Linked DNA regions of Homo sapiens: region 1 is linked to region 2. A link is a loop called in an ENCODE intact Hi-C map of the cell type or tissue named here. Cell type or tissue: HCT116. All regions are shown on one strand. Links, peaks and the distances in the headings refer to the core of each region. The heading gives the core; the rest is flanking DNA.

Region 1 (12,676 bases), core at 11-8,010, 110 kb after region 2:
CTACTATATATTGGAGCTGAGTATTACAAGTAGAAATCAGCCAGTCAAAAGAAAAGTGGGGTGAGAACCCATTCCAGTTAGTCTGGACTGTGTGAACCAAGGCCAGAAGATGGGAAGCAGCATGGTGTATATTAAAGTTTACAATTTGAGGTATGGAGTAGGGAGAGGCGAAGCTGGAGAAGTAGGTAGAGACCTGATCATGAAAGGCCTTTGAATGCCATGAAAAGGAGACTTTAGCTTGATGTTAAACTATTGAAGAAGCTTAAGAAAAGTGACGTGGTCAATTTTTTTCTTAAATAGATCACTTTGCCAGCTGTGTGGAGGATGGATTTGAGGGAGACAAGACTGGAGGCAGTAGTCCAGGTGAGAGATGTTGAGATGTTGCAGATTTGAACTAAGGCATTGGCAGTAGAGATGGAGAACAGGGAATGGATTTGAAAATAAATGGAACCACAAATTCAAGGGTTTTTCCTTTCATATATGATAAAACTATTTTTATATTAAAAATAAGTTGGCCTGGCTGGGTGTGGTGGCTCACGTTTGTAATCCCAGCACTTTGGGAGGCCAAGGCGGGCAGATCACAAGGTCAGGAGTTCAAGACCAGCCTGGCCAACATGGTGAAACTTCGTCTCTACTGAAAATACAAAATTTAGCTGGGCTTGGTGGCGTGCACCTGTAATCCCACCTACTCGGGAGGCTGAGGCAGTAGAATTGCTTGAACCTAGGACGTGAAGGTTGCAGTGAGCAGAGATTGTGCCACTGCACTCCAGCCTGGGCAACAAAACAAGACTCCATCTCGGTGGTGGGAGAGGGGTGCGGACGGGGAATAAGTCAGCCGGGTGTGGTGGCTCACGCCTGTAATCCCAGCACTTTGGGAGGCTGAGGCGGGTGGATCACCTGAGGTCAGGAGTTCAAGACCAACCTGGCCAACATGGTAAAATCCTGTCTCTACTAAAAATACAGAAAAATTAGCTGGGTATGGTGGCAGGCGCCTGTAATCCCAGCTACTTGGGAGGCTGAGGCAGGAGAATCACGCTTGAACTCGGGAGGCAGAGGTTTCAGTAAGCCGAGATCACGCCATTGCACTCCAGCCTGGGCAACAAGAGCGAAACTCCATCTCAAAATAATAATGATAATAATAATAATAATCATAATAATCATAAGTGGAGGAAGAGAGACATAAAAGTGTTGTTATATGACATAGACATTTGGATAGTTTGCCTTTGTAGACAGGCACTAAAAATAGTCTGATCAAGAAAATTGATACTGGAAAAACTGTTTTTTGTATAATCGATCTGGGCTGTGAGAAGCAGGTGATCTTTAAGATGGTATAGGGATCACCTGTGCTATGTACTATGAATAAATTTAGAAACTGTAAAGGCTTAAGGAAAAAACAGGTCGTAAAAGGCTTGGACCACTTTGAGTAGAAACTCAATAAATGCCCGATGATAGTAATGTTTTCTAGGCTCTTCAATTAAGTTATTGATATTTACAAAAAATCACTGCTCAGGAAAACAAAATAGAGTTTAAAAGTCATTCAGGCCGGGTGCGGCCACATTTCTTTTGTTTTTTTAAAACGAAAAAAAGATTATTTTTTGCCATGTTGGCCAAAAAAAGATATTTTTCTAAAAGCACTTTTTAAATAATTTTTTCTATACTTAAATAGAGGGCCTGGATTTATACAGTATTACCTAATTCTGAAAAATAATCCCTGTTGTCTTTTCTACAGTTTGTTTTCTGTGGAGAGAGAAAGGAATAAGGGTAGTTTGAGTGGACTTGTAAGAAACTTACAATCATTTCTTCCTTAAAACTACAACCACTACTACAACAAAATATCCTCTATGTTTTATAAAGCTAGTAACCATTTCTCTTTGAGATTCTTTTTTCCATTTTGAGAAAACTGCGTTTCCTATTAGTTTATGTCTGATTTTGGTGAGTGCATATAAATCACGGCTAAACTCTCATTTTGTGGTCTTTTCTCTGACTACCTTGTTTTACATTTTCAACAAGTAAATTGCTTCCTCATGCTTAGGAGACACAGTGCCTATTTGCTAATTCTTCATAACACTTTATACTGTACAGTTCTTTCCTACTCTGGAGCCAGCAGCTGAAATACTGTGTATATAATGAATTCAAACAAATGTTTCGCTGTTGAACTCACCGTGAATTCCCTTCCCTTCTTATGTCTTTCAGAAGCTTTGCATCGTCCCTATGGTTGTGATGTTGAACCCCAGGCACTAAATGAGGCTATCAGGTGGAGCTCCAAGGAGAACTTGCTCGGAGCCACTGAGAGTGACCCTAATCTCTTCGTTGCACTTTATGATTTTGTAGCAAGTGGTGATAACACACTCAGCATCACTAAAGGTGAGGCTTCTATGTAGCATCCTTTCACTTTTCAGTTTTCATTAATGATTAAGAGATAAAGGGGCCTGGCCAGGCACAGTGGCTCACACCTATAATCTCAGCACTTTGGGAGGCCAAGGCGGGCAGGTCACCTGAGGTCAGGAGTTTGAGACCAACCTGGCCAACATGGTGAAACCCTGTCTCTAATAAAAATATGAAAAAAATTAGTCAGGCGTGGTAGCCCATGCCTGTAGTCCCAGCTACTCAGGAGGCTGAGGCATGAGAATCACTTGAACTCGGGAGGCAGAGGTTGCAGTGAGCTGAGATCACACCACTGCACTCCAGCCTGGGTGACAGAGTGAGACTCCATCTCAAAAAAGAAAAAAAAAAAAAAATTATCCTGAAATACATTTTTTTCCCCGGCAGTGGCTTTCATATGTTCAAAAGGTAAGAATAAGCTTAGGCAGACTAGCAATCCAGTTCATGTACACAAGGATAATCTCCCCATAATCCTATTTCTTTCTCATAAAAGTTACTTTTTTTTGCCTTTGCATGCGTGTGTGCGTACACACACACACACACACACACACACACACACACACACAAAATCAATAATGATTGATTTTATTTGGTCATGTTCTTAATGTTCCCTTTTATAAGAATTTCCCACGGAAATAAACTACCACTCTCTTGAGAATATTACTATAATGGAAATCAAATAAACCTTTCCTACCATTCCTTTCACTAATCTATATAAACACAAACAATAGACATTTATGTTGTCTAGGCCAGTGCTACTCAAAAATGGTCCACAACAAGGTAAGATGCTTATGCCAGAATGTGAAACACTGAACTACTATCTTCATGCAGAAAGCCTTGCTCCAAAAGGTAAAACTATTAGCTGAACTAAGTAATAAATAGTGTGCTTAGTGATATAGTTGGTTTACATTTAGTTGAAGTTCTTAATCTCACTGTGGACTAGTAATGAATGAACAGTCCTCAGATAGGCAGTCAAGTTCGCAGACATTCTGAGTAGCAGTGAGGTCTGGCAACATGGCTCATCTTAGCCACAGTTCAATTAGAATAGGTGTGACCAGGCACAGTGGCTCACGCCTGTAATCTAGCACTTTGGGAAGCCGAGGCTGGTGGATTGTCTGAGCTCAGGAGTTTGAGACCAGCCTGGGCAACACGGTGAAACCCCATCTCTACTAAAATACAAAAGACATTAGCCGTGTGTAGCGGCATGTGCCTGTAGTCCTAGCTACTCAGGAGGCTGAGGCAGGATAATTGCTTGAACTTGGGACGGGGAGGTTGCATTGAGCTGAGATGGTGCCACTGCACCCCAGCCTGGGCGACAGAGTGAGATGCCGTCTCTTAAAAAAACAAAAACAAAAGAATAGGTGTATAGTGAGTCTAACCTTCATGGTAGTTGCATGTGCTGGCCAATTGTACATAGGACAGAATTAAAAGTGAAAGTAAAAGTGCATCATCTCCTAGTGTCAGTTTTACTTCCTGCTTTTGGATAGTTTTGGGGACAGGATGATACATGTTATGTATGTGGGGGTTGTGTTTATGCAGTTGTAGGAACATTTTACGTAAAATTTGAGGATAGAACAAAAGACATCAAAGAATTTTTTTTTTTTTTTTTTTGAGACAGAGTCTCGCTCTGTCACCCAGGCTGGAGTGCAGTGGCACAGTCTCGGCTCACTGCAAGCTGTGCCTCCTGGGTTCAAGCGATTCTGCTGCCTCAGCCTCCTGAGTAGCTGGGATTACAGGCACGCACCACCACGCCGTGTTAATTTTTGTATTTTTAGTAGAGACAGGGTTTCACCCATGTTGGTCAGGATGGCCTCGAACTCCTGACCTGTGATCCACCTGCTTCAGCCTCCCAAAGTGCTGGGGTTACAGGCGTGAGCCACCACGCCCAGCCAGAAAGTTTATATTGTGTAGTAGTCTCTTTGGACTACAATATACTTGATTTTACCTTTATTGATTCTTCACTGGAGAAATTTGTGAAGTGATGACTCAGAAATTCTTTCATAGGTATGTTTTCCTGTTGTTTTTTCAAGATAGCCCAGTCATCAAGGAAACATTGATAAAGAAAGACTGTTGATTCCTCACTTATGGGTTATGACTGGCCTTTATCTTATGACCAACAGTGGTTTCTCTTAAAATCCACAGAATGCCAAATTTTTATATCAGGTTCTCACTAATTTAAAATGATGTCATACTAAAGCTATTTTATTATTTTAAAAGACAAGAAAATATATTTAAAAAATAAAGCAACACTTTAGTTTTTGATTGAAAATGATATTTTGCTTGAATTTTTTTTTTTTAAAGTTCTACCAGCCAAGCGCAGTGGCTCATCCCTGTATTCTCAGCACTTTGGGAGGTTGAGGCAGGAGGATTGCGTGAGCCTAGGAGTTCAAAACCAGCCTAGGCAATGTAGTGAGACCCCTGTCTCTACAAAAAATTTAAAAATTAGCCAGGGGCAGTGGCATGCACCTGTAGACCCAGGTACTTGGGGGGCTGAGGTCTGAGGATCACTTGAGCCTGAGAAGTTGAGGTTACAGTGAGCTGTGTTTGCACCGCTGCACTGCCGCGTGGCGACAGAGGGAGACCTGTTTCAAAACAAACAAAAAAGTTCTCCCTAGGGTTGCTCTGCCAGTTTGGCCAATATTTGAATCCATACTAGTCATCCCCCTATCAGTTTCCATGGTAGTCAAAACTTCCAGGGTAGAAAAATTTTCCTGATAACTGACAAAAAAAGAACAACAAACAAAAAATCCTGGGGTCTTTGACTGTATCTTAATTATGATAGCCTGTTATTACCAATTCTTTTCAAGGAAGCAACAATATTAAAAAATGTATATATAGATATATATACAAAGTACTAATATTCTTTATTTTTAGCTCATGTGGACTAACAGAGAAAAGCTACAGAGCAACAGGTTTTCTTCAGTTTTTCTAGCAGGATTCTTTTTTTTTTCTTCCTGTAAATATGATTGGCAAGTATTTGTGCACTTATGCATATCCACCGCTACACCAGACTTACTCTTATCTGTATATATGTATATTTTATGTACCCATAGGTGTATATATGTACATATACTCTTGTGTTTTTTCTCATTATCTCATATCCATGTGTCTAAGGTGAGATGGTGTCTGATACAAAGTTATTCTATGGAAACGTTTCTGAAGGCCACTAAAAAAGGACAGATGGTTACAAGGATAATTATTTTTAGTTCTCCTAAAAACTTTTGCCTGATACTTCTGGCCATGTGCTTTTTTTTTTTTTTTTAGCAGTCTCACTCTGTCTCCCAGGCTGGAGTACAGTGGTGCAATCTCGGCTCACTGCAACCTCAGCCTCCCGGGTTCAAGCAATTCTCCTGCCTCAGCCTCCCGAGTAGCTGGGATTACAGGCATGCAGACTATCACACCCGGCTAATTTTTTGTATTTTTGGTAGAGATGAGGTTTCACCATGTTGGCCAGGCTGGTTTTGAACTCCTGACCTTAGGTGATCCGCCCCTCTCAGCCTCCCAAAGTGCTGGGATTACAGGCATGAGACACCACGCTCAGCCATGGCCATGTGCTTTTGATTGACTTGGCTTCCTTCTACTTTTTGACACTGAAGAAGTAGATGTGAATGCTGTAGGAAGACTTGCATCTCTTAGAGATAAGAGCCTGAGGCACTACAAGGATTCTTTAGATTAGCATTTATTTATCACTAGTGATATCTCTTTCACTTTTTCTGTTTTGTCAAAGAAACCTAATTTGTGCTGCAAGTATCGGGGCAAGTTATATGTTGAAGTCTGAACTTGATGTTCACAATTTTAATAGAAAAATTAAGAACATTGAAGTTGACAGCAAAGATACACTGAGTGACTTGGGTTTTGGTTTCCAACTTCAGAGTGAGCTTGCCATTCCACACACTGATTTTAATGTGGAATGGAAAGGAGTGATTCATTCTTTGTGGGAACTAGGAAGGAAATAAGAAAGCTATAGCTATTTTTAAACTTGCATTCTGGAAGGGATTGTGTTTTGGGAGTCCTAACTGCCCATTCCCCTCACCCCACTAAACAGTTTTCTTGCTGAAAACTCTGTGGTCCGTGTTTTTTTTTGTTTGTTCATTTTTTGTTTTTGTTTTTGTTTTTTTACATCAGTGGTTTTGTTGCCTTGGTGCCAAGTGAAATTTAGAAGTCACTTTGTATCTCACATGTCTTATCCCTAATCCTTGATTGTTGTTAACATTGAATCATATATAAGATACATTCCTTGATAAACTTTTGAGGGAAAGTGAATTTTCTTCTTTTGAAGAGTGAGCACTGTGTCCTTTTCCAGCCATTTTAGTAACCTGTCTGGCATACATAGAATTTCTTAAGGATATTTTTTAAGTTGTATATAGACTTTTAAAACCCTGTAGTAAATGCCAGAAAACCATTTGTGACCATACTTCTGTGGTTAAGCTAAAAGCTAAAGAGAGCAATCAGGATATGATGAACAGCCAAGTTTGTTTTCATTATTTAAAAAAAAAATTTGGCATAAAAGTTCTAGATTCTTTTTTTTTTTTAATGAGTTTAAAGTTTGACAGTACACTGCTTCAGTTGAAATAAAGTCTTAACATCGTTTCTTTCATCCTGTGATGACCTTATGGCTAGGTGAAAAGCTACGAGTCCTTGGTTACAACCAGAATGGTGAGTGGAGTGAAGTTCGCTCTAAGAATGGGCAGGGCTGGGTGCCAAGCAACTACATCACCCCAGTGAACAGCCTGGAAAAACACTCCTGGTACCATGGACCTGTGTCACGCAGTGCAGCTGAGTATCTGCTCAGCAGTCTAATCAATGGCAGCTTCCTGGTGCGAGAAAGTGAGAGTAGCCCTGGGCAGCTGTCCATCTCGCTCAGGTACGAGGGACGTGTGTATCACTACAGGATCAATACCACTGCAGATGGCAAGGTAAGACTCCCTGGTCACCACCTTTAAGCATGGACTGGCTACTCTGTGAAATAATATTCAACGTGATTGAAGTGAAATAATAGATTTTATGTCTGACGTGAAATAAAATATTCACTAGCTTTGTGAGTTTGGGCTTTTTGGCATGTTAGAGCTTGTACTCTTGAAAAGGATATGGTAATAGAAATTTTTAAAAACAGTATTATATTAATATTTTAAAGATAAGCTAGATTTGAAGGTGAAGAATGAAGGGAACTGCTCTATAAGTTAGCTGTTCTTATAATCAGTACACAAATATACACCCAGTGCACTGGTATAGAGTTTATCAGTTAACATTGTATCATTGAAAATTAGAATAATATCTACCAGAAAGTTCACAGAGTAAGAATTTAGACTTTTGAGCTTGGTGTCGATCATTAATGTATATTAACTGAAACGGATCATTCAGTCATTGAACAGTTTGTATATTGGGAACACCAACCATGTTAGTTAGAATGGATGTGTTACAGTGTGTTTACACATTATAAACTACAGAGCATGAGCTTATGTCCGTTGGTTATCTGTTGAGCAGTAAATTTAGGTTGAATTATTTCTTCTATTCTCCTCTATGTGATAGGCAAGCTGTGGGGGAAGCACAGGCTTTGGAGCAAGCAGATCTGATTGTGACCTTACATAAGTCTCAATTTCCCTGTCTGTAATTAGATCCCACTTTATTGGGTTGTTGTAAGGATTAAATGAAGTAATTTCTGTAAAACATAATGACTGATACAAAGTAGAAAATAAGTAAATTTTTAATTTTCTTTCACTTTTGCACCAGCATACAGACATAGTATGTTTCCTCTTGACCAAACAGAACAGAATCAGATGTGTAATAATATAAGAGTGACTTAGCAGTTCTAGTTATTTACCTAATAGAAATGAGTGCATATGTGTGCCAGAAGACATGTATAGGAATGTTCATAGCAGCATTGCTTGTGATAGCCAAAAACTAGAAACACCCACAGATCTAACAACAGTAGAATGGATTAATAAATTGTGGTATATTCATAAAATGCAATTTCATTCAACAACAGAAGCGAACACAGTACTGCTACACACACCACCACCAGGTAAAACTATGGCCCTCCAGCCGTCTGCTTTTTTTTGTAAATAATATTTTATTAGAATACAGCCACACCCATTTGTTCATGTATTGTCTATGGTTTCTATTACTAGGCAGTGCTGAGTAGTTCACAGTTCTGACACACTATGGCCACAGCCTAAAATATTTATTATCTGGCCCTTATGAAGAGTTTGCTGGCCCCTACTCTAGATGAGTGTTAGCTGACTCAACAACTTCAGCAAAGTTGAAGGATTAGTATTAGCCAGGGGATGAGGATGTGGGGAGTGGGAAGGACTCCTAATAGATATGAGGTAATGAGAATGTTCTAGAGTTAGATAGTCATGATGGTTGGACAACTTTGAGAATATGCTAAAAACCATGAAATGGTATACCTTAAAATGATGAATTTTATGGTATCTGAAATATAATGCAATTTTTAAAAGTTGGGTGGAAAAAAGCAGACATAAAACAATACATATTGTGTGATTCTGTTTGTGTATAGTTCAGAAGCAGAGGCCAGGCATGGTGGCTCACACCCGTAATCCCAGCACTTTGGGAGGCCGAGGTGGGCCTCATCACTGGAGGTCAGGATGTCAGCCCCACAAACATGGTGAAACCCTGTCTCTACTACAAATACAAAAATTGGCCTGGCATGGTGGCACGCGACTGTAATCCCAGTTACTCAGGAGGCTGAGGCAGGAGAATTGGTTGAACCTGGGAGGTGGAGGTTGTAGTGAGCCAAGATCGTGCCACTGCACTCCAGCCTGGGCAACAGAGCGAGACTCTGTCTCAAAAAAAAAAAAAAAAAAAAAAGCAGAAGCTAATCTAAGATGTTAGAAGTCAGCATAGTGGCTATCTCTGCAAGGGCAAATAGCTGGAGAGCATAAGGGAGGCTTCTGGGGTGCTGATCATGTTATAATTCTTGGTGTGGGTGATGTTTACATGGGTGAGTTTACTTTGTAAAAATTATCAATTTTCTGTTTATGAATTGATACTTTATACACTAAAACAAAAGCTTCTTTTTTTTTTTTTCTTTTGAGATGGAGTCTTGCTGTGTCGCCCCGGCTGGAGTGCAGTGGCGCGATCTCGGCTTACTGCAAGTTCCGCCTCCCAGGTTCACGCCGTTCTCCTGCCTCAGCCTCCTCAATAGCTGGGACTACAGGCGCCCACCACCACGCCCGGCTAATTTTTTGTATTTTTAGTAGAGACGGTGTTTCACCATGATAGCCAGGATGGTCTCGATCTCCTGACCTCGTGATCCACCCGCCTTGGCCTCCCAAAGTGCTGGGATTACAGGCGTGAGCCACTGCGCCCGACCAAAAGCGTCTTTAAAAAAAATAAATAACAGGCTAGGCATGGTGGCCTATGCCTGTAATCCCAACACTTGGGGAGGCCAAGGAGGGTAGATCACTTGAGCCCAGGAGTTCAAGACCAGCTTGAGGAATATAGTGAAACCTCATCTCTACAAAAAATTTTAAAAATTAGCTGGGCATGGTGGCATATGTCTGTGGTCCTAGCTACTCGGGAAGCTGAGGCAGGAGGATCACCTGAACCTGGGAGGTCAAGGCTGCAGTGAGTCATGATTGTGTCACTGCACTCCAGGCCGGGCAACCGAGTGAGACCCTTATTTCTCAAAAATACATAAAAATTAAGGCTCCCTTGGGAGAGAAGTCCAGAGAATTCCCTCTTACTTTACATTTCTTATTGCTTAGCAAATTAACAACTATTTTGTAAGCAATTCTGTGAAATCCAGTGTGGCTCTTTTCTTTTTTTTAGATGGAGTCTTGCTCTGTCACCCACTCTAGAATGCAGTGGCGTGATCTCAGCTCACTGCAACCTCCACCTCCCAGGTTCAAGCAATCCTCCCACCTCAGCCTCCCAAGTAGCTGGGACTGCAGGCACGCACCACCAAGCCTGGCTAATTTTTGTATTTTTAGTAGAGAGGAGGTTTCACCATGATGGCCAAGCTGGTCTCAACTCTTGACCTCAAGTGACCTGCCCACCTCAGCCTCCCAAAGTGCTGGGATTGCAGGTGTGAGCCACTGCTCCTGGCCACCGGTAAATTGTGGCTCTTTCTTTAATGGCCTAGACACTCAACTGCACGTCATAATTAAAATTATGAGATATTTGAATACTCTTACCAAAAAAATCTAAATCAGTGGTTTTCAAGTTATGTTTTTTACAAGATTAAGGTGATATTTTGTAAATTTCTACAAGAGGCCAAGTCCTTGCTTGCCTACTTTGATCAGGGTATCTCTTCTTTACGTATCTTCTGTAGTTGAGTCCATAGTCTTGTGGCTTAAAAATATTTGAAGACTGGCCGGGCGTGGTAGTTCACACCTGTAATCCCAGCAATTTGGGAGACTGAGGCAGGCAGATCACTTGAGGTTAGGAGTTCCTGACCAGCCTGGCTAACATGGTGAAACCCCATCTCTACTAAAAATACAAAGAAAAAAATTAGCCAGGCGTGATGGCGCATGCCTGTAATCCCAGGTACTTGGGAGGCTGAGGCAGGAGAATCACTTGAACCCAGGAGGCGGAGGTTGCAGTGAGCTGAGGTCATGACACTGCACTCCAGCCTGGGCAACAGAGTGAGACTCTGTCTCAAAAAAAAGAAAAAAAGAAAAAGAAATATATATTTGAAAAAATACATAATTTGAGTATATATATATTTGAAAATATATATATATTTGAAGACCAATGAGCTTGATTATCCAGAGAGAGATCTTGGAAGGTTTTTCCCAAGACTAATTTAGGAAGAATAGGAAAGGCAGATTAAATAAGATTAAACTGAAGTTCTGTGTTTACCCTTGCAATCATCATTTAACTTTTTTATTTACCTCAATTAAGATAAACTCTTGCTGGGTATACTGGCCCAGTCTGTAATCTCAGCACCTTGGGAGGCCCAGGCAGGAGGATTGCTTGAGGCTGGCGTTTGAGACCTGCCTGGGCAATAGTGAGACCCTGTCTGCAGAATATTTTTTTTTTTTTTTTTTTTTTTAAAGATAGCCTTCTATCTATATCTTCAGGCCAGTGAAATATGGGCTTTAAAAAAGAATTCCTAGGCCGGGAGCGGTGGCTCATGCTTGTAATCCCAGCACTTTGGGAGGCTGAGGCCGGCAGATCACGAGGTCAGGAGATCAAGAACACGGTGAAACCCCATCTCTACTAAAAATACAAAAAATTAGCCGGGCATGGTGGCGGGCGCCTATAGTCCCACCTACTCAGAGAGGCTGAGGCAGGAGAATGGCGTGAACCCGGGAGGCGGAGCTTGCAGTGAGCCGAGATCGCGCCAGTGCACTCCAGCCTGGGTGACAGAACAAGACTCCATCTCAAAAAAAAAAAAAAAAAAAAAAAAAAAATTCTTAATCTCTTTTCAAGTTGTTTAGCTTTTCTCCTTTTCTTACCAGGTGTATGTGACTGCTGAGAGCCGCTTCAGCACCTTGGCAGAGCTTGTACACCATCACTCCACAGTGGCTGATGGGCTGGTGACAACATTACACTACCCAGCACCCAAGTGTAATAAGCCTACAGTCTATGGTGTGTCCCCCATCCACGACAAATGGGAAATGGAGCGAACAGATATTACCATGAAGCACAAACTTGGGGGCGGTCAGTATGGAGAGGTTTACGTTGGCGTCTGGAAGAAATACAGCCTTACAGTTGCTGTGAAAACATTGAAGGTGGGTTGCTGAGAATTACAGTTTTCAGGCATCTTTTTCTTTTGTGCTCAATCACTTGGAAATATCAGCATGCCCTTCTTTAACTTTGGAACACTTTCCACCCACTAGTGCCAAGCACATCAGCAAATTGAGATGATTAACCCTAGTGCCATTGCTGACAATGCAGAGGTAGATTATTCACTGCAATGCAGTGAAACCCACATGTGGGAAAGGTCTGTCTCTGGAGGCTGTTGATGTAGATCTTAGTGGGAGGTTAGAAGCAAATTAAAAGTTATAAAAGCAAAATAAGCTCTTTTGCTTCCTGAGAACGACCCCTGCTGGACAGAATTCTTGTCTGAGAGTCATGGGCCTCTTTCTTGTTCTGTCCTTTCTCTCCCTTGTTCTTGTTCCTCCTGTCTCTTTGCAGTTAGATCACTTCTTAATATTAACAGAAATCTTTTTCGTAGTACTACTATATGTCTCCTTTAAACATCCCAGTATCAAATTATAAGGTTTTCACTCACTTGATTCTCCCAGAGCCTCAGTAACTGTCTCTGGTGTATCACTTATAAGGGCTATTCTTTAGCTATTAAGTAGTAGTCAGTTCTGTTTCTTAA
Region 2 (15,033 bases), core at 7,017-15,016:
TGGAGATAGGGTTTCACCATGTTGCCCAGGCTGGTCTTGAACTCCTGGGCTCAAGTGATCTGCCTGCCTCAGCCTCTCAAAGTGCTGAGATTACAGGTGTGAGCCACTGCACACAGCCCAAGTTACAGTTTTAGTACTGAAATTGAAAGTCTTGTTTAACTTGGCTATCCTTTCCTGGTGACACTTTTTTCTTTTTTCTTTTGAGACGGAGTTTCACTCTGTCACTCAGGCTGGAGTGCAGTGGCACAATCTTGGCTCACTGCAACCTCTGCCTCCTGGGTTCAAGTGATAGTCTCCTGAGTCAGCCTCTCAGGTAGCTGAGATTACAGGTGCTCAACACCACATCTGGCTAATTTTTTGTATTTTCAGTAGAGATGGGGTTTCACCATGTTGGTCAGGCTGGTCTCGAGCTCCTGACCTCAATTGATCCACCTGCCTCAGCCTCCCAAAATGCTGGGATTACAGGTGTGAGCCACTGTGCCCGACCTCTTTTTTTTTTTTTTTTAAGTTCTGAAGGGGGCTTATTTCTAAAAAAAATGAGTCTTTTTTTTCCATTGTGATTTTTTGTTGCAACCTACATGTAACAGTGAGCAACTCGGGGTGTTCCATTCATACCCTTCCCCGCTTTAAGGCTACTTAGGCCTCTTTAAAGATCATCAAATAGTTTTGGAGAAATGGCACATAAATTTCTGTTTTACTGTAATCCTTTTCTCCATTCTCATCTTCAGAATAATTTGCAAGTTAGAAATGAACATTCTTCTCATCCTATACTTTGAAAATATGATGTTATGGCAAGTCAATATTTTCTATGGCAGGCATCAATGATAGTCATCTTATAGGCACATGTCTAAATAGGCTACCTTCTTCCATTTCTGTCAAAAGTCTCATTGAGTGTTTCTACATGTCTTAAGAAAATTGAAAACTCACCAAAAACTTTTATTATTGTCTTAGCCTGTTTGAGCTGCTATAAAAAGATGCCTTAGACTGGGGTAATTTATAAACAACATGGGCCGGGCACGGTGGCTCACGCCTGTAATCCCAGCACTTTGGGAGGCCGAGGCGGGCGGATCACGAGGTCAGGAGATCGAGACCATCCTGACTAACACGGTGAAACCCCGTCTCTACTAAAAAATATACAAAAAAGTAGCCGGGCGTGGTGGCGGGCGCCTATAGTCCCAGCTACTCCGGAGGCTGAGGCAGGAGAATGGCATGAACCTGGGAGGCGGAGCTTGCAGCAAGCTGAGATTGCACCACTGCACTCCAGCCTGGGTGACAGAGTGAGACTCTGTCTTAAAAGTAAAAAATAAAATAAAATAAAATAAAGAACAGGGCCAGGAGTGGTGGCTTACGCCTGTGATCCTAGCACTTTGGGAGGCCAAGGTGGGCGGATCACCTGAGGTCAGGGATTTGAGACCAGTGTGGCCAACATGGTGAAACCCCATTTCTACTAAAAATACAAAAATTAGTCAGGTGTAGTGACGGGCGCCTGTAGTCTCAGCTACTTGGGAGGTTGAGGCAGGAGAATCACTTGAACCTAGGAGGTGGAAGTAGCAGTGAGCCGAGATTGCGCCGCTGCACTCCAGCCTGGGCGACAGAGTGAAACTTTGTCTCAAAAAAATAAAAATAAATAAATAAATAAACAGCAGGTATTTACTGCTCCCAGCTCTGGAGACTAGGAAGTCCAAGATCGTGGGGCCAGTAGATTTAGTGTCTGATGAGGGCTCACTCTTGGCTTCATAGATGGCATCTTCTTGTTGTGTCCTCATGTCGCAGAAGAATCCAGCAGCTTACTCAGGCCCTTTATAAGGTGTTAATCACATTAATGAGGGCTAGTCTTCATGACCTAATCATCCCCTAAAAGCACCACCTCTTAATACTATTGCACTGGGGATTAGGTTTCAACATAGGAATTTTGGAGGACACAAACATTCAGGGCACAAGTAAACAAATCATACATTGTCTTCGTCCATATTGTACTGCTGTAACAGGATACCACAGACTGGGTAATTTATAATAAACAGAAACTTATAGACTCACAGTTCTAGAGTCTGGGAAGTTCAAGATCAAGCAGCCAGCATGTTCCGAGGGCCTTCTTGCTGCTTTGTCTCATGGCAGAAGGTGGAAGGGCAAGGAGTAAGAGTGAGAGAGCAACAGGGTGTCGAACTTGGTTTTATAACAAACCCACTCTTGATAACTAACCCACTCTCACAATAATGACAATAATTACCTCCTATTAGGCCCTATCTCTCAACACTGTAGCACTGGGGATTAAGTTTACAACACATAAGCTTTAGGGGACACATTCAAATCATAGCATTCTGCCCCTGGCCCCCCAAATTCATATTTTTCTCACAATACAAAATACATTCATTCCATCCCAATAGTCCCCAATGTCTAACTTTTTCCAGCATCAACTCAAAAATCCAAAGTCCAGAGTCTCACCTAAATCACATGTGAGTGGGACTCAAGGCAAGATTCATCCTGAGGTAAATTCCTCTCCCACTGTGAGCCTGTAAAATTAAAAAACTAAGTGTTTTCAAAATACAATGATGGGACAGGCATAGAATAGACATTCCCATTCCAAATTGGAGAAATGGGCAAGAAGAAAGGGCTAACTGGTCCCAAGTAAGTCCAGAATCCAACAGGGAAAACAACATTAATTATGAAAGCTAGGGAATAATCTCCTTTGACTCCATGTCCTGCATCCGGGGCACATGGAGACAGGGGTTGGGCTCCCAAGGCCTTGGGCAGTAACTCGCATGTACTGGAGTCTTGTACCTGCAGAATTTATTGTTGTTGTTGTTTCTGTGACTCAAGGCATCACTTGATAGACTGTAGAAAGTGTGACTGTGACTGTTGGTGGCTGGGCGCAGTGGCTTATGCCTGTAATCCCAGCACTTTGGGAGGCTGAGGTGGGCGGCTCACTTGAGGTCAGGAGTTCAAGACCAGCCTGGCCAACATGGTGAAACCCCATCTCTATAAAAATACAAAAATTAGCTGGGTGTGGTGGCGCGTGCCTTGTAATCCCAGCTACTCGGGAGGCTGAGGCACGAGAATCACTTGAACCTGGGAGGTGGAGGTTGCAGTGAGCTGAGATCACACCACTGCACTTCAGCCAGAGCAACAGAGCAAGACTCCATCTCAAAAAAAAAAAAAAAAAAAGAAAGTGTGACTGTTGGTAGGACCTGTCAGAATCAGCTCTCTATTATGAGGGGCCAACCCATCTGTCATCAAATTTCCCCTTTTGTTTGCCAACAAGACATTTAGTTGCAACCTCAGAATCAGGAAATATAACTTTATTCAGTTTCATAGAGCAATCAAGGATTGCATGCTAATCCGTGTTAGTTTTTCTGATATGCCCAGATCAATTCACCAGCAACTGTTTTAGACAGAGCATTGGTGTCTTTTGAGGAGATGCAAAAATTTTTCATTGATGCAGAAGTACTTACCTTTCTTATTCTGGACTTGTGAGATTTAGTCTTAAAGTTAGTACTTTCACTGTCCAACTCCAAATTATTTCCTGCAAATTGTGTGGTACGCTGTTTTGGTTATTTGCCTCTTTAATCCTGTTATATGGGTCCTTCTATCTATATTGCATTAAAACAACACAATAGCTTAGTCTTGTTTTGCAATGATGTCAAGGTAATGCTGGCATAGGTATTGTAATTGTTCTTTTTCATTATTTGAACTTTTAGAAAACATGGTCACAATATTAAAAGTTAAATAGTACTATCTGCATACAAAACACAATCGTTAATCCACAGGCAAAGTCAAAGACAGAATATTACAAAACACATAAATAACCCACTTCAACTGCATCCCTTGGAGTAAGGCAACAATGGAAGATCTGTTCTTGTGAACTGCTAACCAGAGTGACCAACATCAGCCTGGGGAACTGAGACGGCAGCAGCAACCAGCGACTACAGAAGGCAGATAATTTATGTTGAATCTATTTGACACTAACAATAGTGTTGCTTTCAGCCTCTATTTTGGGGGCCATCACAAGGCTTTTGCACTGGGACTTTTCCTGTTGCTGGCAAGGGGCTTCCCAGGACCTGGGATTTTCATGCTGGGCCACTCCTTTCACATAATTGCCTTTCTCACTCTATTCAGATGCTCACACAAGATTGTTGCTCTGTGGGGACGCTCTATTCAGCCTACTTGGACTCTAACATGTCTTCCTCCTGGCTGATTGTCCTCCCAACATGGATTCTCCTTTACCCTGCCTGGGCTGTCCCTCGATAAGTGTAGTGCTTAACACACAAAAAGATATAGACTAGAAGAGAATAGAAAATAGCAGTATATCACAGTAAAAGTAAGGATTATAGCCAGGCACAGTGTCTCATGCCTGTAACCCCAACACTTTGGGAGGTAAGGTGGGAGGATCCTAGGAATTTGAGACCAGCCTGGGCAACATAGGGAGACCCTGTCTCTAAAAAAATTTAAAAATTGACCAGGCGCGGTGGCTCACGCCTGTATTCCCAGCACTTTGGGAGGCCGAGGTGGGCAGATCACCCTGAGGTCAGGAGTTCGAGACCAGCCTGCCCAACATGGAGAAACCACGTCTTTACTAAAAATACAAAAATTAGCCAGGCGCGGTGGCTCACGCCTGTAATCCCAGCACTTTGGGAGGCCGAGGCAGGCAGATCACCCGAGGTCAGGAGTTCGAGACCAGCCTCAGTAACATGGTGAAACCCTGTCTCTACTAAAAATACAAAAACAGCTGGGTGTGGTGGCACCTGCCAATAGTCCCAGCTACTCGGGAGGCTGAGGCAGGAGAATCGCTTGAACCCGGGAGGCGGAGGTTGCGGTGAGCCGAGATGGCGCCATTGCACTCCAGGCTAGGCAACAAGAGTGAAACTCTGTCTCCAAAAAAACAAAAAAAACAAAAATTAGCTGGGCGTGGTGATGCGCATCTGTAATCCCAGCTACTCGGGCGGGACTCGGGAAGCTGAGGCAGGAGAATCTCTTGAACACAAGAGGCAGAGGTTGCTGTGAGCTGAGATCCCACCACTCCACTCCAGCCTAGGTGACAGAGTGAGACTCCATCTCAAAAAAAAAAAAAAAAAAAGAGTTTAAAAATTATCTGGCCATGGTGGTGCACACCTGTAGTCCCAGCTAGTTGGGAGGCTAAGGCAGGAGGAATTGCTTGAGCCTAGGAGGTCAAGGCTGCAGTGAGCTATGATCACACCATTGCAATCCAGTCTGGGTGACAGAGTAAGACTCTGTCTTAAAAAAAAAAAAATAGGGGATTGTTTCCTGAAATCCATTTTTTTTTTTTTTGAGACAGGGTCTTGTTATTTCTCCCAGGCCAGAGTGCGGTGGCACAATCATAGCTCACTGCAGTCTTGATCTCCTGGGCTCGGGGTATACTCTTACATTAGCCTCCCTAGTAGCTGGGACCACAGGCACACACCACCATGCCCAGCTAATTTTTCATTTTTTTGTAGAGATGAGATCTCACTATGTTGCCCAGGGTGGTCTCGCACTCCTGGGATCAAGCAATCCTCCCATCTCAGCCTCCCAAAGTGCTAGGATTATAGGTGTGAGCCAACATGGCCAGCCTCTAAAATTCTTAAAATTTGTTGTGTGTGTGTATATGTGTGTGTTAACTGCATTAACTATATTGCAATGTAAAATGTATTTCTTACTGTTGATAAAGGTAAAATAACATTTGAAAACCAGTATTTATAGTATGATCCCAATTTTGCTTTTAAAAAAGTGAGCCAACTCTTAACGGGGTAGTGAGGAAAGAATAAAGAAAAACTTTTACCTTTTTAATCTATGTTCTGTATTACTTTAATTCTTGTAACTAAGATACGTATTATTTACTTTAAAAAATTAACAAAAATGGGGGCCGGGCGCAGTGTCTTACGCCTGTAATCCCAGCACTTTGGGAGGCCCAAGCAGGCGGATCACCTGAGGTCAGGAGTTCAAGACCAGCCTGACCAACATGGTGAAACCCCATCTCTACTAAAAATAAAAAATTAGCTGAGTGTGGCGGTGCATGCCTGTAATCCCAGCTATTTGGGAGGCTGAGGCAGAAGAATCGATTGAAACTGGGAGGTGGAGGTTGCAGTAAGCCAAGATTGCTTCATTGCACTCCAGCCTGGGCAAAAAAGTGAAACTCTGTCTCAAAAAAAATTAACAAAAATGGGCTGGGCACGGTGGCTCACACTTGTAGTCTTAGCACTTTGGGAGGCTGAGGCAGGTGGATCACCTGAGGTCAGGAGTTTGAGACCAGTCTGGCCAACATGTTGAAACCCCGTCTCTACTAAAAATACAAAAATTAGCCAGGTGTGATGGCACACATCTTCCACACCTTTAATTCCAGCTACTGGAAAAGCTGAGACAGGATAATCACTTGAACCTGGGAGTTGCAGTGAGCGAGTTCTTGCCACTGCACTCCAGCCTGGGCAATAGTGAGACCCTGTCTCAAAAACAAACAAACAAACAAACAAACAAACAAACCAAAAACCACAAAGGCCAGGCATGGTGGCTCACGCCTGTAATCCCAACACTTTGGGAGGCCAAGGCAGGCGGATCACCTGAGGTCAGGAGTTTGAGACCAGCCTGGCCAACATGGTGAAACCCTGTCTCTACTAAAAATACAAAAAATTAGCCGGGCCTACTGGCACACGCCTGTAATCCCAGCTACTCGGGAGGCTGAGGCAGGAGAATCGCTTGAACCTGGGGGGCAGAGGTTTTAGTGAGCCGAGATCACGCCACTACTCTCCCGTCTGGGTGACAGAGCAAAACGCACTCTCAAAAAAAAAAAACAAAAACCCAAAAAAATGTAAATATGTGTATATATGCACAAACAAAAGAAAATAACGCTTAAAGGAAAAAAAAGAAAAACGCCAAAAATACATACATCTGAGTGGTGAGAGTATGGAGAACTTTTTCCTTCTTTATACTTTTCTGCTTTTGCAAATTTCCGAAAATGAGAATTTATTACCTGATCATTTTCAATTTAAATTTCCAAAAGAAATATTAGAGTGGCATGTACCTGTAGTCTGGCTATTTGGAAGGCTGAGGCAGGAAGATCACTTGAGCCTAAGAGTCCAGGCTGCAATGAACTATAACTGTGTCACTAAACTCCAGCCTAGGTGACAGAATGAAACACCATTCCTCAAAAAAAAAAAAAAAAAATTAAAGAGAAATATGAGGGGGTCCACCTCAGTGACCTCATTTTAACTTGATTACTTCCGTAAGAACTCTATTTCCAAATATGGTCACATTGTGAAGTATTAGGGGTTAGGACTTCAACACATGAAGTTCGTGGGAGGCACAATTCAGCCCACCCACAACACCAAGTTTGCTCATAGCATGGTGGTCCCAGTGCTAAGAGAGCAAGAGCAAACGCTGCAAAGACTCCTGAGTCCTCAGCTACAAAACTCTTACAACCTTCCTTCCACCATATTCTATTAGTCAAAGCAAGTCACAAGGCCAGTACTGATTCAAAGGGTTTAAAGGGTGGGGAAATAGATTTACCTCTTGATAAAAAGACCAGCAAGGCTGGGCGCGGGTGACAGTGCAAGACTCCATCTCAAAAAAAAAAAAAAAAAAAAAAAAAAAGACCAGCAAAATATTATGGCCATGTTTTCAACCTATCACAGGTCTTTAATGTTTTTTGTGTGTGTTTTTTTCGAGACAGAGTTTCACTCTTGTTGCCCAGGCTGGGGTGCAATGGTGCGATCTCAGCTTACGGCAACCTCCGCTTCCCGGGTTCAAGCGATTCTCCTGCCTCAGCCTCCCAAGGAGCTGGGATTACGGGCATGCACCACCACACCTGGCTAATTTTGTATTTTTTTTAGTTAAGACGGGGTTTCACCATGTTGGTCAGGCTGGTCTCGAACTACTGACCTCAAGTGATCCACCTGCTTCAGCCTCCCAAAGTGTTAGGATTACAGTCAGGAGCCACCATGCCCAGCCCTTTTTTTTTTTTTTTTTTTTAATAATTAACTAGCTATAAGGCCTTGGGGTATGACAAAAGTATAGATTCTTAGAAACAGAAGGGACCCAGGCCAATTTTAAGTCCCACTACTTAATACATTTCCTCTGCCCTCTGCCACCCCCAGCTCCTCTTCTTTTCCCATTTGATGAGATGTTCCTGGATAAGCTCATCAAGCCCCTGTGTTCCTGCTTAGGTTGTTTCCTCTCACTTGAAAGCCAGTATCTCCACCCCCACCCCATCTTTTTATTGAAGTATAGTGTTCATACAGAAAAGTGCATATGCTTACTCACTAAATATGTACAACAATTATGTTCCGATTAAAAATAATGTAAACAGAAAAGTATTTATGTGTGTACATTTGACCCCTGAACAACACGGGTTTGAACTACAAGGGTGTAGTTATATGCAGAGTTTTTAAATCAAAGGCGGATGACTTCAAGGGATGTGAAATATGCACATACATAAGTTAACTTTTTGTATAGGAGGGTTCTGCAGGGCACACTGGGCAACTTGAGTATGCACGAATTTTGGTATACATGGGGGGGTCCTAGAACCAATCCCTCATGTATAGAAGGACATGTATAGAAGGACAACTGTATATATATATATATATATATATATATATATATATATATATATATATATGCATGCATACACACACATATAGAAATCACATAAAATATATCTCTCTCTCATAAGTTTACTGCTTGACAAATTTTGCAAGGTAAACACTCCATTAGCATCTGAAAGCAGAACATTACCAGTACCTCAGAAGCCCTATTCATGTCTGTGTCCAAATTTCTTCGTTTTAAAAGGGCACCAGTTATACTGGATGACTTCACTTTAACTTGATTACTTCTGTAAAGACCCTATTTCCAAAGAAGTTCACTTTCTGTGGTGCTAGGAGTTAGGGCTTCAACATATCTTTTTGGGGGACACAATTCAACCCATTTAATGGGTCATATTAGAATTCAAGACATCTGAGATTTGATGAAATCATGGTTATAATCCATTTTTTGCTTAAGCTAGTTTGAGTTGATTATCTGGTATAATCACAATGTAACCAATACAATCAATACAAATGCTCTGGTGCAACCATGTTTGCTTAATGTGAATTACTTACACATAATTAGTAAACTGGAGAATGGTGTCAGTAAAACAAGTAAGTTGTGTTACTTCATTTGGACTTTTCTCAGCATGTTAATGTTTTGAAGTGATATGTAATAAACATCCTCACAATTAGAGAAAGCTTTTAGCAATTTATGAAGAAGACTTAAAAAAAACATAATTGAACCATGCAGAAGTGCCATTGTATTTATTGTAAATACAAGTGCCTTCCTTCAGTGAATAAGCAACTAGTTCAGTGGCTTCAGGAACCACCAAAGTTTCTATTAAGCTATCTAGAAAGCTGCCAAGAGCAGATGAAGAAGCTGCAAAGACAATGTCCTGTGTTCTCCTTTTAGAGGGTTTTCCAGACCTTCCTCAGGATCCTTGTTTCCTCTCCACTTCATAGGTGCATCTCTTGTGACTCTGCTTTCTGCCAAAAAGGGCAAGCTAAATTTGTTTCTCAATGTTCCCTAAAATGCAGTGCTCTTCCCATTTTGCTAAGCTAACTCCTACTTATCTCTTACCTCTTTCCCTTTGCCTGCTCCTGGGAGAAGTTCCACATCTCCTCAACTACCTCACCTTCAAATGGTTATACGTTTCCACAGTAACCCCTTATCCCCCTATCAACACTTACTACACGTTATTGTAATTACATGTTTATGGATGTCTTCCTCAGTAGAGTATAAGCGGGTAGGTCTTATTCACTACTGTATCTCAGTAATTAGTACAGCGCCTGGAATACAGAAAGCGCTCATTAAATATGAATTAAATATGCTGGGCATGGTGGCTCATGCCTGTAATCCCAGCACTTTGGGAGGCAGAGGTGAGCGGATTACTTGAGGCCAGGAGTTCAAGATCAGCCTGGCCAACATGGTGAAACCCCATCTCTACTACAAATACAAAAAAATTAGCTGGTCGTGTTGGTGGGAGCCTGTAATCCCAGCTACTCAAGAGGCTGAGACAGGAGAATTATTTGAACCCGCAAGGCGGAGGTTTCAGTGAGCCGATATGGTGTCACTGTGCTCTACCCTGGGCCACAGAGCAAGACTCCATCTCAAATAATGATAATAATTTAATAAAATAGAACATTAGAAATCTTAATTTTCTATCTTTTGATAATTTGGTTGTAGTAATTTGCTAGGGCTGCCATAACAAAGTACCACAGATTGGGTGGCTTAAACAACAGAAATTTATTTTGTTACAGTTCTGGAAGCTGGAAGTCCAAGATCAAGGTTGGTTTCTCCTGAGACATCTCCTTGGTCTGTAGATGGCCACCTTCTCCCCGTATTTTCACAAGGTCTTCCCTCTGTGTGTGTCTGTGTCTAGATTTCCTCTTCTTATAAGGACACCAGTCCTATTGGGTTAGGGAACACCCTAATGGATTCATTTTAACTTAGTCACTTCTTCAAAGACCCTATCTCCAAAGACAGTCACATTCTGAGGTACTGCAGGTTAGGACTTCAATATTTGAATTTTGTGGTGGTGGGGCACCCAATTCAGATCATAAGGGCCTTATGGAGGAGAGCTGAGGCATTCCAACCGGCAGCAGCACCAATGGTCAGACATGCACATTCAGTCATCATGTACCTTCTAGCCCAGCCAGTGCTGTTACATGAACCAAGGTAAGATCAGCAGAACTGTCCAGCCAATCCATAGAAATGCAGGAAGTAATAAATCACTGCTGTTTTAAGCCACTAGGTTTTGTGGGGTGTTTTGTTATGCAGCAGTAGAGAACTGAAACAACCCATTTCACATCAGTAATAAACTAGGCCCACATCAATAATTAACTATCACTACACTACAGTTAGTGATAGGCTACATGTTAAATGGATTGTTTAGTCAGCTATTTCATTACCTTTGAAAGGGAAATGAGTAATAACTTATTAATTTTAAATGAATAGATATTATTGCTACTGGTAACATTTATACAGCACTTGGCCAGTTGTTCGAAATAGTCTCCTAATAATTTATAAGGTTTTTTAAATCAAAGAAATGTTGAATCATACACTCTTGGGGCTAAAAGGAACAAGAGGTCATTTAATCTGTCTCCCTACTTTCAAAGAGAATGACTAATTCTGTGCCAGCCAGATAGGAATCTTCTAACTCCTCCTCCTCCTCGTTATCTCATCCAAAAAGACTTTTAAAGTGTCAATCTGTAAATGGAACTGTATTTGGCACTCTATAGGTCTTTAAAGATTTAATACAACAATGCAGAGACAAATCACATAAACAAAGTCCAAAGAACTGTGTACATAAACAGTTTAAGAAAAATGCTGGCCAGGCTCTGGTGGCTCGCACCTGTAATCCCAGCACTGTGGGAGGCCAAGGCAGGTGGATTACGAGGTGAGGAGTTCAAGACCAGCCTGGCCAAGATGGTGAAACCTCATCTCTACTAAAAATACAAAAATTAGCCAGGTGTGGTGGTACACGCCTGTAATCTCAGCTACTCAGGAGGCTGAGGCAGAAGAATCGCTAGAACCTGGGAGGCGGAGGCTGCAGTGAGCCGAGATCATGCCACTGCACTACAGCCTGGGCAACAGAGTGAGATTCTGTCTCCAAAAAAAAAAAAAAGAAAGAAAAGAAAAAGGAAAATGCTATACGTAAAATTACAACAAAATTTTTTTCTCTCAATTTATCTACATAAACATTTTCAGCCCACGTAGATAAATATAGATAGATAAACATAACTATATAAACATGCATATATGCAAGAAAATAAAAGATTTGGGGAAACATGATAGCTTTCAAATATGTGAAAGATTTCATGTAGAATAAAGATTATATTTGTTCTGTGTAGCTACATGGTAGAATTAGAACTGGGGTGAAACAGGTGGAAGTTTCAGGGGAACATTTTTCAGTTTATCTTTAGGAAGAACTTTTTTTTTGAGACTGAGTCTGGCTCTGTCACCCAGGCTGGAGTGCAATGGTGTGATCTCAGCTCACTGTAAGCTCCGCCTCCTGGGTTCATGCCATTCTCCTGAATCAGCCTCCTGAGTAGCTGGGATTACAGGCGCCTGCCACCACGCCCGGCTAATTTTTTGTATTTTTGGTAGAGATGGGGTTTCACCATGTTAGCCAGGATGGTCTCGATCTCCTGACCTTGTGATCCGCCCACTTTGGCCTCCCAAAGTGCTGGGATTACAGGCGTGAGCCACTGCGCCTGGCCCAGGAAGTATGTTTTAATAATTAGAACCTTTTGAAAGAAATGGATACCCTCACTGGAATTACTGCAGAGAGGATTCCAGATTAGCCTACATGACCTCTAAGTTTCTTTCCAACTCTATGACACTTGAGTCATGTGTCAAAACAAAACAGCCGGGTGCGGTGGCTCACGCCTGTAATCCCAGCACTTTGGGAGGCCAAGGCAGATGGATCACAAGGTCAGGAGATCGAGACTATCCTGGCTAACACGGTGAAATCCCATCTCTTCTAAAAAACAAAAAATTAGCCGGGTGTAGTGGTGGTCGCCTGTAGTCCCAGCTACTCGGGAGGCTGAGGCAGGAGAATGGTGTGAACCCGGGAGGCGGAGCTTGCAGTGAGCCGAGATCGCGCCACTGCACTCCAGCCTGGGGGACAGAGCGAGACTCCATATCAAAAACAAAAAACAAAAAACAAAAAACCATATTTGAGGGATGTAGAGGAAGGTAAGCGAATTTTATAACGAAAGAATTATTACCAGTTGTGGTTAAGGCCTGTACTGAATAGAGTCCGAGGAAACTGTTAGGTCTGTATTAATAAGTCTGAGGTTCTCTTATCAAGGAGGCAGGATCTGAATAGAATACTGAAGAGGACAGTAGAATCCTGTAAGGGAGTCACTCGAGACTTATATTAGGGAGAATATAATTATTGCAAAACTCATAGCTAAAAGGGATACATCTCAGAAATAGGCTAATTGGATAAAGTATGTATGCCTGCCATAGGAAAGGTGGAGGTTGGAGGAACAGGAGATGGAAGAACATTAGGCAATTATAATCCAGTTATCCTGGAAAATAACTTCGAAACACTAGGTGAAACGTTTATTTTGTTTATTTATTTATTTATTTATTTATTTTTGAGACAGAGACTCCCTCTGTCACCTAGGCTGGGGTGCAGTGGCGCAATCTCCTGTCACTGCAACTTCCGCCTCCTGGGCTCAAGCAATTCGCCTGCCTCAGGTTCCCCAGTAGCTGGGATTACAGGCACGCGCCCCCACGATTGGCTAGTTTTTGCATTTTTAGTAGAGACGGGGTTTCACCATATTGGCCTGACTGGTCTTAAACTCCTGACCTCAAGTGATCCGCCCACCTTGGCCTCCCAAAGTGCTGGGATTACAAACATGAGCCACTGTGCCCGGCCCATTAGGTGAAAATTTTAGACTTAAGACTTTGTACGTAATGAATGAGAGGGAGAGTGTGGTCAAAGCAATGAGAGAAGCAGTTTCTTTGAGTGAGTTGCTTGGTGCTAAAGGTGAGGAATCTCTAGGAAGAAAGGGCTAGTAGCGGGAGAAACCAGCGCAGAGATGCCTAAGCTAACACTGTGTCTTACATAACGCTGTTTATATAGATGAAGGGAAGAGGTAGATATGAGAGATACTGTAAAACTGTAAAAAGTATGGCAATAGCCTAGAAATGCAGACTGGTGAAGTCAGGGATTGGTGAGGCATTACTCACAAGCTCCTTCCTTCTGGAGAGAGTGGTGTTGCTCCTGTGATAAGGATGATGAGGATGAAGAGTATCTGTGTCTTCAGCACGCCTTACTGCTGTTGGTGATGTGTCTGATCTTTTATGCTGGCCTCTGGCCATTGCTCAAATTTATATATATATATATATATAAAATTTGAAAAAGTTAGGCTTGTAAAACCTAAAACCATTATGTTTTTTGTATTAATAGTATATGCATATATGACACCAGTTATATGCCAAATACTGTTTTAAGTACTATACATATATATTGACTAATTTAATTTTCACAATATTCCTATAAGGTAGATACTATTTGTTATCATCATCAGTTTACAGATAATGTACTGAGACACAAAAAGGTTATGTACTTTGCCCAGATCAAATAGTCCATAAGTATCAGGGCCAAGTTATGAACCCAAGCAGTCTGGCTTCAGAGCCCCTGCCCTTAGCCACTGCACTCTACTGCAGGCTGAGCAGCCCTTATCAGAAATGTTCGGACCACAAGTGTTTCAGATTTGGGAATATTTACACACACATAATGAGATATCTTGGGCATGCGACCCAAGTCTAAACACAAAATTCATTTATGTTTCATATACACCTTTATACACATAGCTTGAATGCAATTTAATACAATATTTTAAAAATTTTGTGCATGAAACAAAGTTTATGTTAAGTACTTACGTGAAATGTTCCACCTCTGGCATCATATTGGTGCTCAAAAAATTTCGAATTTTGCAGCATTTTGGATTTTCAGATTTGAGATGTTCAACCCATATATTCATCTATCTTTATATAGTATGCATGAATTAGCAGAGAAACCAAACCATTATCCCCAAATTAAAATTTTCTCCCATAATAAAAATCAAACAGTAAACCAAATTCCGGCTCTGTGACATCTTTATCCCTTTCGAATGAATTTTTTTCAGTAGTTGCAAACACTGGGAATTAGAAGAAAAGACAGGTATTTTAAACACAGGGAAACTTTAATCCAAATGGAAAGTTCATATTTTATCCAGTGTTTACACATAGTGTTTCCGTTCCCATTTTGGAGTTAATTTCAGTTATTTCTGGCTACACCCTAGATGGCAATGGAATAATTTCATAGTGCTTTTACAACAGGCAATATCTACGTCAGTGGATGGTTCATCTAAGGTCAACCTGGTTCAGGAAAGATATGCAAAGGAGAGCTTCATCCACCTCTTCTCCCAACCCTACATTTCCAGTGGTTGTTTTGTTCCTTCTTTGCAGTGGCTCCCGTCCTGTCTAATTTAAGCAAAATTTCAGTGTAGTACCTCCATTAACTGA

Evidence for each region. Hi-C counts contacts between places; a loop is a spot of excess contacts. Peaks named below come from ENCODE experiments on the same cell type or tissue, not always from the same donor. Only the 100,000 strongest peaks of a DNase experiment are listed, where the experiment ranks them.
Region 1: it touches region 2 in a loop (2.7-fold over the local background); 11 of 110 quality-filtered maps call a loop at or near these places.

The regions. Positions count from the first base shown.
Region 1 is chr1:179,120,999-179,133,674 of GRCh38, reverse strand. ABL2 (ABL proto-oncogene 2, non-receptor tyrosine kinase) reads left to right here. Exons shown (of 12, transcript NM_007314.4): 2 at 301-363; 3 at 2,194-2,364; 4 at 7,003-7,298; 5 at 11,808-12,080. Among named protein-coding and RNA genes, the nearest start is that of TOR3A, 45 kb to the right of the region's middle. RefSeq lists an enhancer at 3,707-3,756. In HCT116, for the core only: no CTCF peak of the experiment used is centred there; a DNase peak (open chromatin) is centred at 4,384; H3K4me3 peaks cover 790 bases; H3K27ac peaks cover 2,964 bases.
Region 2 is chr1:179,230,756-179,245,788 of GRCh38, reverse strand. No RefSeq gene overlaps it. Among named protein-coding and RNA genes, the nearest start is that of ABL2, 8.6 kb to the right of the region's middle. In HCT116, for the core only: no CTCF peak of the experiment used is centred there; a DNase peak (open chromatin) is centred at 12,003; H3K4me3 peaks cover 761 bases; H3K27ac peaks cover 1,641 bases.